Regions from separate parts of the Mus musculus genome. Here region 2 is linked to region 1. The links are chromatin loops, found by intact Hi-C in ENCODE. Cell type or tissue: left cerebral cortex. All regions are shown on one strand. Each heading gives the region's core, and the rest is flanking DNA. Links, peaks and the distances in the headings are about the cores only.

Region 1 (8,000 bases), core at 1-8,000:
ATACACACACACACGTTTTGAGTACTTAACCTTAAAGCTAAATATTACTAGACAAATTTCAACTTAGTTTATTTTTCAAATGGAACTTACTAATTAGATATATAGACAGTATAAAAATATAAACACAACTAGTAAAAGATACTTTTCAAGCTGGGCATAGTAGTGTATACCTGTAATCCCAGCATTTGGGAAACAGAGGAAGGAGAACTGAAAGTTCAGGGCTAACTGGAGTTATGTGGTGAGGCCTAGTATCTAAGCAGTAAATGCTGTGGGTATAGCATATCAGCAGAGGACTTGCCAGCAAGCCCCGGATTTGATCTCCAGGATCTCATAGATACACATTTCTCAGCAAGGCATGATGGTGACACACACATTCAATCCTAGCAGTCAGGACTCTGAAGTCTCAGGATTGTGAGTTTCCGGAAAACTAGATAATCACAGCAAAATCCTATCTCAAAAAATAAAAGCTGGCTTGTGGTGTGGGGCAGGAGAGGTGCAGGGAGGGCAATATAGCTCAAGAAGGTTACAGCATTTGCTGCTAAGTTGAATTCCCAGAGCCTACATGATACAAGAACAGAATCCTTTGTCCACTTACCTCCACACAGACACCCTTGCATGTGCTCATACAGAAACAGACACGAATACACACATATACACATAACATTTTAAAAAAATGTCTAAAAAAAGAAAAAATATATTTCTCATGAAACTAAGTTCTAAGTTTAAAACAAAAAAAGGTACTCACTTTAGAAAAGCAGCCATGTTTCCTTTCAGAGAATCTGAAGCTTTTTCTACGTTTATTGATCTTGAACATACCTAGGAATTAGAATTTTCATTTGAATATGCATCTCAGTTTGAAATGTTGAGATTTCAAAATAAACACCTCATGTTTAGGGTGTGTATGTGTCTGTGTGTGTGTGTTTACTGAGTATGGATGTTCAGCCTGGATGTCTACTTGTGCACATGTCCACGCCTGATGTCTGCAGACCTGAAGGTGGCACTGGACAGATTCCCTGCAACTGGAGTTACAGATGGTTGGGCTGACATTGAGTGCTGGGAATTGACCTGATTCTCTACAAGAACAGCCAATGCTCTTAACTAGTGAGTTGTCTCTCCACTGCTCCAAATAACTGAACGTTTATGTTTCAATCACTAACCACTGATTTGATTAAGTAATTTAAAACAAAAGTCCAAGGTAAGAATTCATTAAAGAAAGAAGTGGGACCAACCATTTTCATAAATTCAGGCATATGTAGTTAAGAATAACAACTTGTGAGCCGGGCGTGGTGGCGCACGCCTTTAATCCCAGCACTTGGGAGGCAGAGGCACGCGGACTTCTGAGTTAGAGGCCAGCCTGGCCTACAAAGTGAGTTCCAGGACAGCCAGGGCTATACAGAGAAACCCTGTCTCGAAAAAACAAAAAACAAAAAAAAAAAACCAAAAAAAACAAAAAACCAACTTGGTTGCTTTAAGTTCCTATCTAGGATCTGCCTTCTATTCTACTAAGTTTCAAGAACTCTTCTAACATATAAGAAGAAAAAAATACTGCTAAGCACCCTCAAAAAAGGAGTAATCCAAATACCTATGACAGATTACTACACTGAGAAATAAAGTTATAATGCTGTTTTTGTTGTTGTTGTTGTCTTTTTCTTTTTCCTTTGAGACAGGGTCCCATATATTCCAGGCAGCCTCTAATTTGTCATGTAGCTGACAATGACCTTGAACTTCTCATTCTCCTGAAGGAATCTCAGTGCTGCCATTGCAGACTTGTGTTACCACAACCGTATTACATGTTGATGGGAAGGAGCCCAGGGCTTTTGTGCAGGCTAAATAAGCACTCTATCAAGTAAGCTACATCTTCAGTCCAGTAAGAAAAACTTTTCAGAGATCAGCAATGATGCTGGATACAAAACATATAAAGTGCATCATGCCTGTAATCAATACAGGTCCATACTAAGAAACGTGTAAAGTTAGGCGAGGTGCCACATGCCTGTGATCTCAGCACTTGCTAGACCAAGTTAAAAAGATACCAAGTTTGACACCAGGTAGGCGAAGCAATCGGCCTGTATCTCAAAAGGAAACAATTAAAATTTGACAGCTGACAAACCACTCAGCAGTAACTCTGAGGATCCCAAGGACAGATTCCAGCATGCACTTAACAAGCTCAGTGTCCCTGAAGATGCATGAAACCCAGCTCCAAGAGAGCAGAGATAGGAGGACTCCTGGGCCCTGCTTGTTTTCTGCACAGTGGAAAAACCACAAGCTCAAGGATCAGCAATGAGACCTTGATTCAAAAGATTAGGCAGAGGGTGACAGAGGGTGAGGTGAGTTAACACCCTCTTCTGGCCTCTGAGCTCATATAAAGGTGGATACACATATGTACATATGCTCACTTGAACACTGAAATAAATTTTTTAGGTCTGGTGAGATAGTTCAACAGGTAAGGGAGCTTGGAAAAGCATGATAATATTTGAGTTCCAACACCAACCTCTCTCTACATGTGTGCAATTGCATGTGTGCGCGCGCACACACACACACACACACACACACACACACACACACATATACAATAAGCAAATACACATATAAATATAATACGACGTTGTTAAGTTTTTAAAAATTAAGACCTGGGGGCTGAAGCCAAGTGTAGGGTTCATGCCTTTATCTTAGCACTTGAGAGGCAGACATAGGCAGTTATCTCTGGGTTCAGGGCCAGCCTAGCTACATAGATAGTGCTAGGACAGCCAGGGCTATGTAGTTAATTGTCTCAAAAAAACAAAAACAAACATACAAAAAAAAAAAAAACCCTTGGGGACTGGAGAGACAGTTCAGCAGTTAAGAGCACTTACTGCTCTTGCAGAAGACCGGGTTCACTTCCCAGCACCGTAACAAATGGCATACAGCTCAGCTCCTTGTAACTAATTCCAGAGGCTCTGATGGCTTCTGGCCTCTGCAGGTACCTGCACACACATGGTGCCTATAAACTCAGGCAGACACATAAACACGCACAGAAAATAAATCTTAGGCAAGCGTGGTGGTGTAAGCATTTAGTCTCATCACTTGGGAGGCAGAGACAAGTGGATCTCTGTAGATTTGAGGGCAGTCTGGTCTACACATCAGGCTTAATAAATAAAAACAATGTTTCTTTGAAGAAGAAGAAAAAAGCAGATCATTAGGGTACAGCCCTAACTGCAATAGAGCAGAGCAGTCAGTGAAACAGCAAAAAGAATGCAAGCAAAGAGCGCAGCAGAAACAAGGAGGCAAAGGAGGAAAGGCCTGCGTAAAGGGCAGAACACAACACTGGGGCTCATGCCTACTTCACCACTGGGAGGCTGGGCACAAGAACAATGAAGCTGAGGCCTGGGCTACACACACACATACACACACACAACAGGAAGAAGTTGAGAAAGGAGAGGAGGAGAGAGAGGAGGAGGAGGAGAAGGAAAGGAGAGAGGGAAGGGAAGGAAGAAGTAGAAGCAGAAAGAAGGAGAGGAAGAGGAGGGGCAGAGGAGGAGAGGGAAGAGAGGGAGGAGAAAACAGAGAAAGAGGGGGAGAAGAGGGGGAAAGGCAGCTGCTGCTACTCAATTTGTTAATTCTGTCAGCTCTTAAGCACAGAAAAGAAACACAAAGGTTCTATTACCATAGATAGGGGAAATGCCTTACCTCAAGGAGAAAATCTATTTTTTCTTTGTTTGGTCTAAGAAATAGTTGATTGAACTGGACACTAATTGTTCTGCCTTCCAGTACATCTCGTACTGTGTTGCAGACACAAATTTTAAAACAGATTTCATCTAGAGCTTCATTTCTACAAAACACAAAAGTAGAAAAATGAATGTTTTTATTATAAAACGTGAACAGTTTTGAGAATTAACATTTATGATGTTCAGTATTCTACTAAATACCATATACCAATTCAAAAAAATGTACAAAAAAGAATACAAAAAGAATTCTAAAGATTAAGCAAGTGAAAGAACTGTACTACAAATAACTTTCTCACTGCAAGATTTTTAAAAGAAACTAAGAAAAAAAACAAAACAAAACTGTAAAATGTCCCCACTGGGCTGAAGGCTGGCTCAGTGACTAAGAGCAGCACTGGCTGCTTTTCCAGAGGATGTAGGTTCGCTACCACCTCACAGCTGTCTCTAACTCCAGTTCCAGAGGACCCAACACCCTCTTCTGACCTCTGGAGACACCAGGCATGAACAGGGTATATGGATACTCAAGCAGGGAAACAACCATATACATAAAAATAAGCATTTGTTAAAGTGTCTTCACAGAGTTTTAGAGAGACAGATAACTCAGAGGTTAAGAGCACTTGAGTGCTCTTCCAGAAATCCTGAGTTTAACGCCCAACAACCAACCACAGGGTGGCTTAGAAGCACCTATAATGGGATCTGAATCCCTTTTTTGATGTGCATGAAGACAGAGCACTATTACATATAAAATAATGAATAAATAAATCTTTCAGAAAAAACTCTGTAACACTTTTTGTCCATTATATCAGCAAATCTGAAAATAATGTTAATAATTTGTAGGTAACTTGCAAGTGTAATTTCATAATCCACAAAACACTTATTCTGATATTCAAAGATCAAAACTTACCCCTGTTGAGCTTTCTGAAAAAGTTCCCTTAATACCGATTGTCGGAACTGGACTGGTAAAGTGAAAGTTAAGTTATCTTCAATGAAAATCTGCACTACTTCCTAGAACAAAGACAGGAAATTGCACTCATGTAAACAAAACAAAACAAAACAAAACAAGGTCCAACAGGCTGGCTTTCTTTCCATGGGTCAGAACGTCGCTCAGCTGGCAGAAGGCCTGATTGTCTAGCAAAACTAAGCCTGGCTTCAACGTCAGCACTGCTTAAGACTAGAAGTGGCACACGACTGCAATCTCAGAACTAGGCAGTAGAGGCAAAGTTCAGAGCCCTCCGAAGCTAAAAAAAAAAAAAAAAAAATTATAAAGCATCCTCTTTAAAAAATTCTGAAATTAGACTAAGAACAGAAATAGTTCTTCCTTTCTCAGAGTTGAAGACCATAGGCCACAAGTGAGAAGCAGAAAAGAAACTAATGAAGCCTTAGCTTCTAATCAGAAACAAAAACAAACCACAAGCACAGCAAACTTTAGCCAAGAGTACATCATATATATACCTCTAACTGCAGCATGTGGGAGGCTGAGGTCAGAAGCTGAAAAGTGAAGACCAGCCTGAACTGCACAGTGTACCTCAGTCAACTGAGCAATCAATGTTTCTATCTATTTATCAATATACAACAGCAACAACAACAAAAAACGTTCAAATAAACTGTAAAGGATTATTCATGAAACAAACTTCTAAAAACAAACAAACCAAAACAAAACAAAACAAAAAACCTTAAAATAATTAAAATTAATTTCCCAGGGAAAGCATGCTAAGAAACAACTGCAATAAATTTAAATGATCTAAAATATACTACTTAGTAAATTATAGAAAATACTACATATTACATGTGAACCCTGTCAGGTCTTTTTGAGCTATGGAGAAAGAGGAAAGGAGGGAGGATAATGTGGGAAAAGGATTTCTGCTAATATCTGTTCAGGTTAGCCACTAACTAAGAAACAAGTGGTCTCAAAGCTATAGATCCCCCACCATTTCACCTCCATACAAAATATGACAATGCAAGAATCCTCAGAAATAAGTCAGCCAGCCACTGGCCTCCTGTGAGAGATACCATTATCTGCTTCACTATTGTAGCTTGACTAACACAAAACAGAAACCTACAGGGTTCATGTAAAGAGTCCTAGCCAAATAAATACCTAAATACAATGTCTGAGAGACAAAACATTTCTACACATGCCAACTGCCATACATTGCAGTTTCAACAGAATGGCTTTTTTTCTTTAATTTTGCCATTTATGTATGTTGTTTTTGAGTTTTGTTTTTTGTTTATTTGTTGTTGCTTTTGTATGGCTGTCTATATGGATGACTGTGTGTCAGAAGAGGGCATAAGATCCTTTATAGGTGGTTGTAAGCGCCAATATAATTGCTGGGAATTGAACTCAGGACCTCTTGAAGAACAGCTAATGTTCTTAACTGCAAAGCCATCTCTTCAGTGCCTGTTTTCCCCTTCTTAGCACCTCATTATATCTAAGTTCTAGACCTGTTATTTGGAGGTTATTTACATTCACAGGAACATGAGAAAGAGGAATGTTCCAAAGGTCTTATTTGCACAGGCCTTATCCCGTGAAGGAGCTTTTGAAAGGCTTTTATTACATAGCCCTGGCTGGCCCGGAACTCACTCTGTAGACCAGGCAGGCCTTGAACTCAGAGATCCAACTGCCTCTACTTCCCAATGCTAGGATTAAAGGTACATGCTACCACATCCAGCTGACCTTATTTTTTTCAAATCAAAAAAATAAATTAAAATAAAAAATTAAGGACCTTCTTATAATCTATATCTTACTCTAATATAGTGATTCACAACCTTCCTAATACTGTGACCCTTTAATACAATTCTTAATATTGTGGTGAACCCCGACCATAAATAATTCTCATTGTTACTATATAGCTGTAATTTTGCCAACATTATGAATCATAACGTAAAAATCTGATGAACAGGATATCTGATATGTGACCCCTGTAAAAGGGTCATTCAACTCCCAAAGGTGAAAGTCACTGTTCTAATAGACTTACTAGACCCTCTATAAACCTGTATTACTAAGATGTAAAAGATGTCTAAACTGTAATTAATGCATTAGTACCTACCATTCAACTTCTGAAAAATTTAATTTCCTACTCAAAACAAAACATTAAAAAAAAAAAAAAAAAAAAGCCAGGCAGTTGCAGTGGTACACACCTTTAATCTCAGCACACTGGAGGCAGAGGCAAAGAAGCAAGGGGATTTCTGAGTTTGAGACCAGCCTAGTCTATAGAACACATTCCAGGATAGCCAAGGCTACACAGAGCAACTCTTAAACAAAACAAAAACAATAAAAAGGGCAAGAACCAAAAAAAAAAAAAAAAAAAGGAAAAAGTTTACAATCTTTGTTTTTGTGTATTTTTTGATTGGCGAGGAAATGAAATTTTAGAAGAAAATAATGAATTATTAACCTGGGATAAAAGCCCAGTTGGAGAAAACACAAAGTAAATTTCAGCATTTGGAAGGGTGAGACAGGATTACCAGTTCTAGGCCATTTTGGCATATAGGAAAACCCTGCCTCAAAAAAATTCAAAATTTAAATAAATAAAATAAGAGGCAGGAGAGATGGCTTAGCAGTTAAGAGCACTTGTTGCTCTCCATAGAAGACCCACCTTCAAGACCCAGCAACCACATGGTGGCTCACAGCCCCAGTTCCAGAGGATCCAACAGCCAAAACATTCATGAACATAAGTAAAATAAACTAAATAAATTAGAAATAAAAATATTGCTGGAGGGGTGGCTCAGTGGTTAAGAGAACTGACTGTTCTTCCAAAGGTTCCGAGTTCAATTTCCAGCAAACACATGGTGGCTCACAACCATCTGCAATGTGATCTGACACCCTTCTAGCCTGCAGGCATACATGCAATCAGAACACTACATGTAATAAACAAATCTTTTTTTAAAAAAAGAGGAAAAGATAGCTAGATTTGGTGGCATATACCTTTAATCCCAGTAGATACAGACTCTGAGTTTGAGACCAGTCTAATCTATATATTGAGTTTCAGAACGGCCAGAGGTACATAACAGAGAGACCTTAACTCAGACAAACAAGAAAAGGGGAGGACAAGTACCTAGACAGGACCTTCATTATAATCTGAGACAGGGACCAGGCTCACTGACAAAGGGGAGTTTGTAACCACGCCTTTAATCCCAGCACCCAGGAGGCAGAGGCAGGCCAATTTCTCAACCTGGTCTACAAAGTGAGTTCCAGGACAGCCAGGCTGTACAGAGAAACCCTGTCTCGAAAAAAAAACAAACAACAACAACAACAAAAAACCCAAGCTATGCTAAGATAAAAATGAGATCTCAGGTTTCCCTATAGAA
Region 2 (8,837 bases), core at 420-8,419, 280 kb after region 1:
TGCTTGAGTGCTAGACCCTTTACCAACTGAGCCTTCTCCTCAGCCTCCCTCACTCTCTTCTTTTGAGGTAGTCTTTTATTTTGTGTGTAGAGGTATTTTGTTGCCTGCATGCATGTCTGAGTACCAAATGTGTACAGTGTCCACAAAGGATGGACATAAGTTCATAAGGTATCAGACCCTTAGAACAGGATGGTTGTGAGCCACCATGTAGGTACTGGAAATGAGACTTGGGCACTGTGGAAGAGCAGCAAGTATTGCTAACCTTTGAGCCATATCTCTAGCCCCGAGACACTGTTGATGTTCAGGCTGGCCTGGCACTCAGTGCAGTCTCCTGTCCTTTGAGTGTTGGGATTACAGGCACTGGGCACCATGCCTGGCTTGTAATGCTCTGACTTAGCTTTACCATGGTTTTTTTTTGTTTTGTTTTTTTGTTTTTTTAAATTCTTAAACATAAGCTTGAGCTGGGCATGGTGGCACACACCTTTAATCATAGCACCAGAAGGTAGAGGCAGACAAATCTCTGTGAATTCCAGGTCAGTATAGTTTACATGATGAGACTGTCTCAAATAAATAAAGAAATAGAAATAAATAAATAGAATTAAATTAAATCTTGAGCTTGCGATAGTTCATTAGGTAAAGGCTTTTTCTGCCAAACCTGATGACCTGATTTCTGTCCCCAGGACCTGCATGCAGAAGGAGCTGACTGTTCATGCTAGTTGTCCTCTGAGCTGCATACATGTGCTGTGACACATGTCCCCCAAGCCCAATAAATAGAAAAGTTTATTTTAAAAAATCTCTGAAGAGGCTCGTGAGATGGCTCACTGGTTAAGAATATGAACTGCTTCTTGAAAGGACCTAAGTTCAGTTCCCAGAATCTCCATAGGACAGCTCAGAATTGCCTGTAACTTTAGCCCATGGGCACCTGATACTTCTGGCCTCCCTGCAAACTCGTGTGCGCATATTCATACATAGACACCTGCAAAATCAAAAATAATTTAAAAAGTTAAATGTTTCAGAAGGTTAAGCTTTATATTTTCCCTTCTAAGAGAATTTGTTTTTGTTGTTTTGAATTTCTAATTCTATTTCTGTCAGGAAAAGGTGTCATCACAGAATTAATTATAACAGTAATTAATTAGTAAGCTTATCCATAATTATCCTATTACAGAGTGTAAGTATTGTCAATTCTTGTTATGGGGGGAGCAAAAGTTGAATTTTTTTTTTTTTGAGGAAATCAGTCATTCAAAGTTCAGATGCATGGTTTACCATGAACCAGGGTGTTTGTTGGTCAGTCAGCATTATACAGTCATAAGAGTGATATAGGGCTCAGATACTGTTTAAACTTATTTTCAGGGGACGATGGCTACGAGCAGATCTCTAGTGATGAAGATGGAATTGCTGACTTGGAACGTGAAACATTCAAGTATCCAAACTTCGATGTTGAGTATACTCCAGAAGACCTGGCATCTGTCCCTCCTATGACGTATGACCCGTATGACAGGGAGCTGGCACCACTCTTGTATTTCAGCTGTCCATACAAAACTACTTTTGAAATTGAAATCAGTAGAATGAAGGATCAAGGTCCAGATAAAGAGAATTCAGGGGCAGTAGAAGCCTCGGTGAAGTTAACTGAACTGCTAGACCTGTATCAGGAAGACAGGGGTGCAAAGTGGGTGACGGCTCTAGAAGAAATTCCAAGTCTAATTATAAAAGGATTAAGCTATTTGCAATTGAAAAACACAGAACAAGACTCCCTTGGCCAGTTGGTAGACTGGACAATGCAAGCTTTAAATTTACAAGTAGCCTTTCGACAGCCCATAGCCTTAAATGTCCGACAGCTCAAAGCTGGGACCAAGCTAGTGACCTCATTAGCAGAATGTGGGGCTCCAGGAGTCACAGAATTGCTACAAGCAGGAGTGATCAATGTATTGTTTGATCTCTTATTTGCTGATCATGTCTCATCTTCCCTTAAGTTAAATGCTTTTAAAGCTTTGGACAGTGTCATTAGCATGACAGAAGGAATGGAGGCTTTTTTAAGAAGCACCCAAAATGAGAAAAGTGGCTATCAAAGACTTCTGGAACTCATACTTCTGGATCAGACTGTGAGGGTTGTCACTGCTGGCTCAGCTATTCTTCAAAAATGCCATTTCTATGAAATCTTGTCAGAGATTAAAAGACTTGGTGACCACATAGCAGAGAAGACTTCAGCTGTTCCTAACCACAGTGAGCCTGACCAGGACACAGATGCTGTGCTGGAGAGAGCAAATCCCGATTATGAGAATGAAGTAGAAGCTTCTATGGACATGGATCTTTTGGAGTCCTCAATTATAAGTGAAGGTGAAATAGAAAAGCTTACTAATCTCTTAGAGGAGGTTTTTCATGTCATGGAAACTGCACCTCATACAATGACCCAACCTCCTGTCAAGTCTTTCCCCACAATAGCCCGGATTACCGGGCCTCCAGAGCGGGATGACCCGTACCCTGTCCTCTTTAGGTAAGGTATACTTGGCTTTTGGATCACAAATCATTGGAGGGAGTTTTATGTTGTGACTTTGATTTTTTTCTGTTCATATGCAGTACATAATTATGTAAGGATAGTTGATATCTCAAAATAGGTATTCAGCAGCAAACTTAGAGATACATTACTGTTTGAGTGAGCCTGCATGTGTTGGTATATAAAGCAGAGTTAGGAATATAGGTGCTAGTGAACAATAACAATGCTTGTTTGAGTTGTCTGTAAGTAAAACAAAGGTAAAGCAGCCGACCTCCTGGGATGTGGTAGAAGAGGCTGGCACAGGAAGGAGAGGCTCTCTGTAAAACCTTGGTTCCTGACCACTCCTGTCCATCATAAGTTATGATGCAATTTTGTTCCCCTGACAGTGTGTCTTTGGTGTCATCACTTGCTTCTGTCATCAGTCTTAGTTACGTGATAGTAGAATTTTGCCTTTGTTAGTATTCAGCGAAGAACTAGGATCAGGAAGCATGCGAGGTTGACATGGTTTCTCCTAGCCTGTAATAGTAGGTGATGAAGTATGGATGAGCGGGGGTGGAGGATGTGACAGCAGCTCTTCCAGCCCACCTGAGGGTGCAGGGCCTGGGGATACAGCTCAGTTGGTAGGTGTTGTCTAGCTCACAGAAGCCCTGGATTCTATCCTTAGCGTGTAGTTCCAGCACTCAGGAGGAGGAGGAGGAGGAGGAGGAGGCAGGAAGATCACGAGTATTATGTCATCCTTGGCTGTATAGTGCGTTTGAGACCAGCATGGGCTATGTGAGAACCTTTTAAAATACAAAATGAGGAAGTAAGGCAACATCAGACAGACATGTTGTGGACAAAATGGAACCTTTTATTTCATTTTTCTGGAATGGGAAAGCACGTTTATAGACTGGAAGAATGGCAGATTTAAAAACTAATAAGGAGGGAGAAATGGAGGAAGAGCTCAATTGCTGGAGCAGGGTTTGCTAGGAGAAGAGGCTCTGAGAAGTGTGCCGAGTATGGCAGGCAGTGTGTGCCTTTAAGTCAACACTTGGGAGGTACAGGCAATTGATCTCTGGGACCTAAAGGGTAGCCTGGTCTACATAGCAAGCTCTAGGTCAGCCAGGGCTATTTTGTGAGGCGCAGTCTTAAAAAAAATAGTCCAGTTTAAATATGGAGACTTTGGTTTTGGCAGGAGAGTAGAAGCCATGTGAGTATGCAATGTCGTTACTTTTGTAATAATATACCAAAGGAATTGAGACACTTGTTACTGGTGATTTCATTTTTAATAAAGTAGGGATAAAGTCATGTCCTGATGGTGGCAGAAGGTACTCAGTGTAAGAAAGTACTACTTTCAGACAGTTACTGAGGAGAAAGTAGTAGTTACCTGCTCATTAAATGCTATCCCACCCCACTCCATCTGCTGCTGAGGAGATAGATATAGCAGAGGAAATTAAGGGCTTGGATGTTGTGCTAGGGACTTGGAGCTATATTATCGGAGTTAGAAAGATACTATTTTGGAGTAGCAGATATACTTAAAGTAGTGTTCTAAAATTTTATGCTGCAAGGTTATTATGAAAGAAAAGTCACTGAAATTAGTCAGTGAATAAGCAAGTTTGAAGATTCTAGTTAGCTGGTTGTTAAATATTTTGCTTTTTATAGTGGTATGTACCAAGAAGGGAAGACAGATACTGTGCTACTCTGGAGAGTCTATGAGGGGCAATTTCTAACACTGAGACTTGATAGAAGAGAGACTATGGGAAGAACTAAGAGTATTTAGAGCTTTCTAGTCACGGCACGAATTGGAACTGTGGTTTTATTGATAGGAATTTGTAAATTAGGAGTTAGAGAATCTTAGAAAAAGATGCATTGCATTTTGGAAGGATTACTTTGAAGTAATAGAAAGATTCTAACAATATGTTTGAGGGTCCACAAAGTCAGCCCCAGTATTTTCTAGCAGGATTTATAGGACTCTGCGTGCAGAGCTAGGGCCCAGAGGCGTAAGGTACCTTAGCCAGAGTCTGGTGAAACCTGGTCACCGTCTGCAGAGCCTCAGTGATATGTGTGGAACTTGTTTGGCTCCTCTGGGGACAGGTGCGAAGTGTTAACTGCTCTTCAGAAATTTGACACTTTAGCTTCAAAAGAAAAAAAGACGTGTTTTGGTATAGATCTTTGCAAAGTGGAAAGTATATATTGAACTAGTTTGCACTCAGGAAACAAGTCACTATTGTAGTGTTCCAGAATTCTCTATTTCCAGAAAGAAAACAGATATTTACATAAATTGTTTTGGTTGCATAAATAACTTGGACATGGTGAGCCATCCTTAACTTTTGGGAATTGAGGACTCTGAAATCTTGTTCACAGGTATTGGCCAAGAGCCCACCTTGTAAGTGTGTCTTTGTAGAGATAGCCATGTGGAACTTTCTGTGTTAACTACTTTGCAGAGTCTATAAGGAAGTTAAGGATGTACTGAGGGTAATTGTGTCATCTTGAGTTACTGCTGAGTTTATAGAAAGCTGTTACTGAGGGTGTTTATTGTGAATTCCATGATATTCAAGAATAATTTCATGGATATTATGATAAGAATATTCTAGAAGCCTCAGTTTAAGCAGTGAAATAATTAACTCATTTTAGGGCCTGGAGTGATAGCTCATTACTTAATAGTACTTGTCCTCTTCTAGAGGGCCTGGGTTTGGTTTTCAGCACTCAATAGTGGCTCACAGCCATCAGCTACTCCAGTTCCAGAGGGTCCAGTGCCCTCTTCTGGCCTATGTGGGCACTGTACACACATGGTACATAGACACATGCAAGCAAAATACTCATGACATAAGGTAAAGATTAATTTTAAACATTTAAAGTGAATTTTAGTTTTTGATGAATATAAATTCTGACCTTTCATCTACCTTTTAGTAATATTTTAAACAATTTACAGAAACTGTTTAGTGACTACACGCATGAAAATGAGACTTTGAAATTTAAGAAAGTAAAATACTCTCTTGGGCTGGTGAGATGGCTCAGTGGTTAAGAGCACTGACTGCTCTTCTGAAGGTCCAGAGTTCAAATCCCAGCAACCACATGGTGGCTCACAACCATCTGTAATGAAATCTGATGCCCTCTTCTGGAGTATCTGAGGACAGCTACAGTGTACTTACATATAATAAATAAATAAATCTTAAAACAAAACAAAACTCTCTTAACCCAAAGTTAGCAAATATGCATTAAGGTAAACTTTGTTAAAGTCCTTCCCATCTCAGAATTTTTGGGAAAATTTTTTTTTCTTGAAACTCTTTAGATATCATTTCTAAAAAAACTGATTTTTAGAAGAGCATAGTTAGGCATGGTGGCATATTATAACCCCAGCATTCGTGAAGTAGAGGAAGGAGAATTGCTACATTTGAGACTAACCTTGTCTATGTAGTATCAGGCCAGCCTGGGTTTACAATCCCTGTTGTTGGGTTATTTATTTATTTATTATATGTGAGTACACTGTAGCTATCTTCAGACACAGCAGAAGAGGGTGCCAGATCTTGTTATGGATGGTTATGAGCCACCATGTGGTTGCTGGGATTTGAACTCAGGACCTTCAGAAGAGCAGTCAGTGCTCTTAACCGCTGACCCATCTCTCCAGCACTCCAGCCCCTTTACCCTGTTTTTAAAAAACAAAATAATAGGAAAAGTTGTCTTTAGGTCTATTTTATAGTAGTGGGTACTTTTTAACTGCTCTCTTACTAAAGTTATGTATACTAGGGGTAGGAGAACTTGACACAGAGTGTAATAGCACATACCACCCCTGCAGTGAACCAGTTTGGTTCCCAGCACCCACATTTATCAAGTGGCTCACAGAGGCCAGTAACTCCATCTTACAGGGGATCCGATGGCTCTGGCTACTTCAGGTCACCTCATGTACTGACACCTACGTGTATATACTTAGACACACATACATGCACATAATTAATAAAAAATAAATCTTTTAAAACTATTTTGTATACTAAGATATATAGTTCTAGGCCCGGTAGGTGGCTTAATAAATAAAGGCATTTAACACCAACCTGGCACCCTCAGTTTGATCCCCAGAATCCACACAATGGAAGTGTCTCTGATCTCTCTCTCTCCCTCCCTCCCTCCCTGCCTCTCTCTCCACCCCTCTCCCACTATTTAAAAGAGAAGTGTTTCTGAAGCCAGAGCCTTGTGACTAACTCCAGTAGACCCATCAGGTTGGACTGAGGCAGAAGGATTGCCATGAATTAGAAGTTAGCCTGGGCTATACATTGAGTTTTAGGCCAACCTGAGACGCTGACTCAACATACAAAAGAGGAGTTCTTAGATTTGGTATTGAGGGGACAAAAAAAAAAAATAAATTCAGTGTTTAGTAGTAACTACTTACATACTGCAATTTATAATTTGTAATTTTTCTCTGGTGATACTAACTCATACCATACAATAAATCTAAGTCCTTACATTCCCTGGATGTACTAATTCACACAGACTGGTACTCTATAAGTAGAGTGAGACCATAGAGAAAAAGGAGTATTTGGTAGTTGGCTCAGAAATGAGAAACAGAATTAGTCATTTCTTGAGGGTCTGTTGAATATCTAGAACTTTCATATGACACCACAGAAAAGAGTTGGTGCTCACATTGTAATGATTATTTCATTTCTGCAAAAAACTGTGTTTCTGTAATTACAACTGTTCAGGCGTTTACTTTCTACAGTCTTGTGGTTTTGAGGAAGGGACGAGTGCTTTACACCTACCTGACACGTGTCACTTGGCTTCCACAGGTATCTTCACAGCCATCACTTCCTGGAGTTGGTCACCTTGCTTCTGTCGATTCCAATAACAAGTGCCCATCAGGGTGTACTGCAAGCCACGAAGGATGTTTTAAAGTTTCTTGCACAGTCACAAAAGGGCCTTCTCTTTTTTATGTCAGAATATGAAGCGACAAACTTGTTGATCCGAGCTCTGTGCCACCTTTATGATCAAGACGAAGAGGAAGGCCTTCAGTCTGATGGGGCTGATGATGCCTTTGCCTTGTGGCTGCAGGACTCAACTCAGACTCTGCAGTGCATCACAGAGCTGTTCAGCCATTTCCAGCGGTGTACAGCCAGTGAAGAAACTGACCATTCTGATCTCCTGGGCACCCTCCACAATCTTTACTTGATTACTTTTAACCCTGTGGGAAGATCAGCTGTTGGCCATGTTTTCAGCCTTGACAAAAACCTTCAAAGTCTCATTACTCTAATGGAGTACTATTCCAAAGAAGCCCTAGGGTAATTTTCTATTTACTTTTAAAAATCTCAATTACATTAGGAATCTAGGTCACTCATAGGCTAGTTTCTTTACCAAAGAAGTGTCTTTGGCACAGGCGCATGTAATGTATGAATGTATGTATGAATGTGTATCTTAAGATCTACCTACCTATCTATATACTCACATATATCCATATATGTTTTGTCATAACTTGCTAGGTAAGAGCTAGAATAACAGGAGTCTCTGTGCTGTGTCTGGTGAGCAGTGCAGTGAACTTTCTCCAGCTTCTTTTAGTCCCTCCTGGTATTGAGAAAGGTTACAAGTACAGTATCCCTCTGTCTTGTGGAGAAGGGAATGTTAAAGCCCAGAAGTATACACTCTAAGGGTACTGCTCACACTGTCTTACTGTCTGTTCTCCCAGCTTCACGGTGCTCTGATTTTTGGATTGCTTTGGCTGAGTGGGGGGAGTTGGGGGAGATAATGATATTGAAGAGCTGCCCAGTAGGGCAGAGGATTTTAGCATGAGAGAAGAGAGACCTGCTCGCTTCCTTGCTTATGTCATGGGAAACCAGACAAGATGGGCACGTTCAGGGTCGCATGGCCGTATTATCAAGCAGAGTAGAAACATACAGGTAACCAGTTGCCTTCAGAATGGGGTGACCCCGTCATGAAAGGCGAACTACAGTGGCTTCTGCCTAGCTGTAGTGTCTTAGTGATTCTGTGGTGAAAGACAAGTGAGGGTGGCAGATGATCTCATTCGCTCGTAGATGAAGCTTTAAAGGAGGTTTTAAAGAGAGACATATGTCCTAATGTCATGGTTAATGAGATATGGTTGTGAACATTTCCTTGTTCATTTGTTCTTGTTCATTTTACTTCCCACTGTAATGTATATGAATTTGTTTTCATATCAGTTGTCTCTCCTTACTTATCAAAAATACTTTATCAAAAAGACCTTATTTCAAGGGAAAAAACTAGGCATGGGAGAAATACATCTGAGCCTGGCATGGTAGTGCATGCCTGTAATCCCAGTCCTTGGAAGGCTGAGGCAGGAGGATTGTGAATTTGAAGTCATCCTTAAATCTTTTGATACATAGTAAGACTGTGTGCACTGAGCACTTAG

Evidence for each region. Hi-C counts contacts between places; a loop is a spot of excess contacts. Peaks named below come from ENCODE experiments on the same cell type or tissue, not always from the same donor. Only the 100,000 strongest peaks of a DNase experiment are listed, where the experiment ranks them.
Region 2: a loop joins it to region 1, with 2.1 times the contacts of the local background. A loop is called at or near these places in 3 of 42 quality-filtered maps.

What each region holds. Positions count from the first base shown.
Region 1 is chr4:11,230,908-11,238,907 of GRCm38, forward strand. Ints8 (integrator complex subunit 8) reads right to left here. Exons shown (of 27, transcript NM_001159595.1): 9 at 4,603-4,703; 10 at 3,664-3,805; 11 at 746-816. Among named protein-coding and RNA genes, the nearest start is that of Ints8, 19 kb to the right of the region's middle. In left cerebral cortex, for the core only: a CTCF peak has its summit at 4,972; no DNase peak of the experiment used is centred there.
Region 2 is chr4:11,511,678-11,520,514 of GRCm38, forward strand. It overlaps Virma (vir like m6A methyltransferase associated), which reads left to right. Exons shown (of 24, transcript NM_001347055.1): 8 at 1,351-2,491; 9 at 7,249-7,737. Among named protein-coding and RNA genes, the nearest start is that of Virma, 30 kb to the left of the region's middle. In left cerebral cortex, for the core only: a CTCF peak has its summit at 5,243 (motif pointing left); DNase peaks (open chromatin) are centred at 3,117 and 3,866; H3K27ac peaks cover 1,705 bases.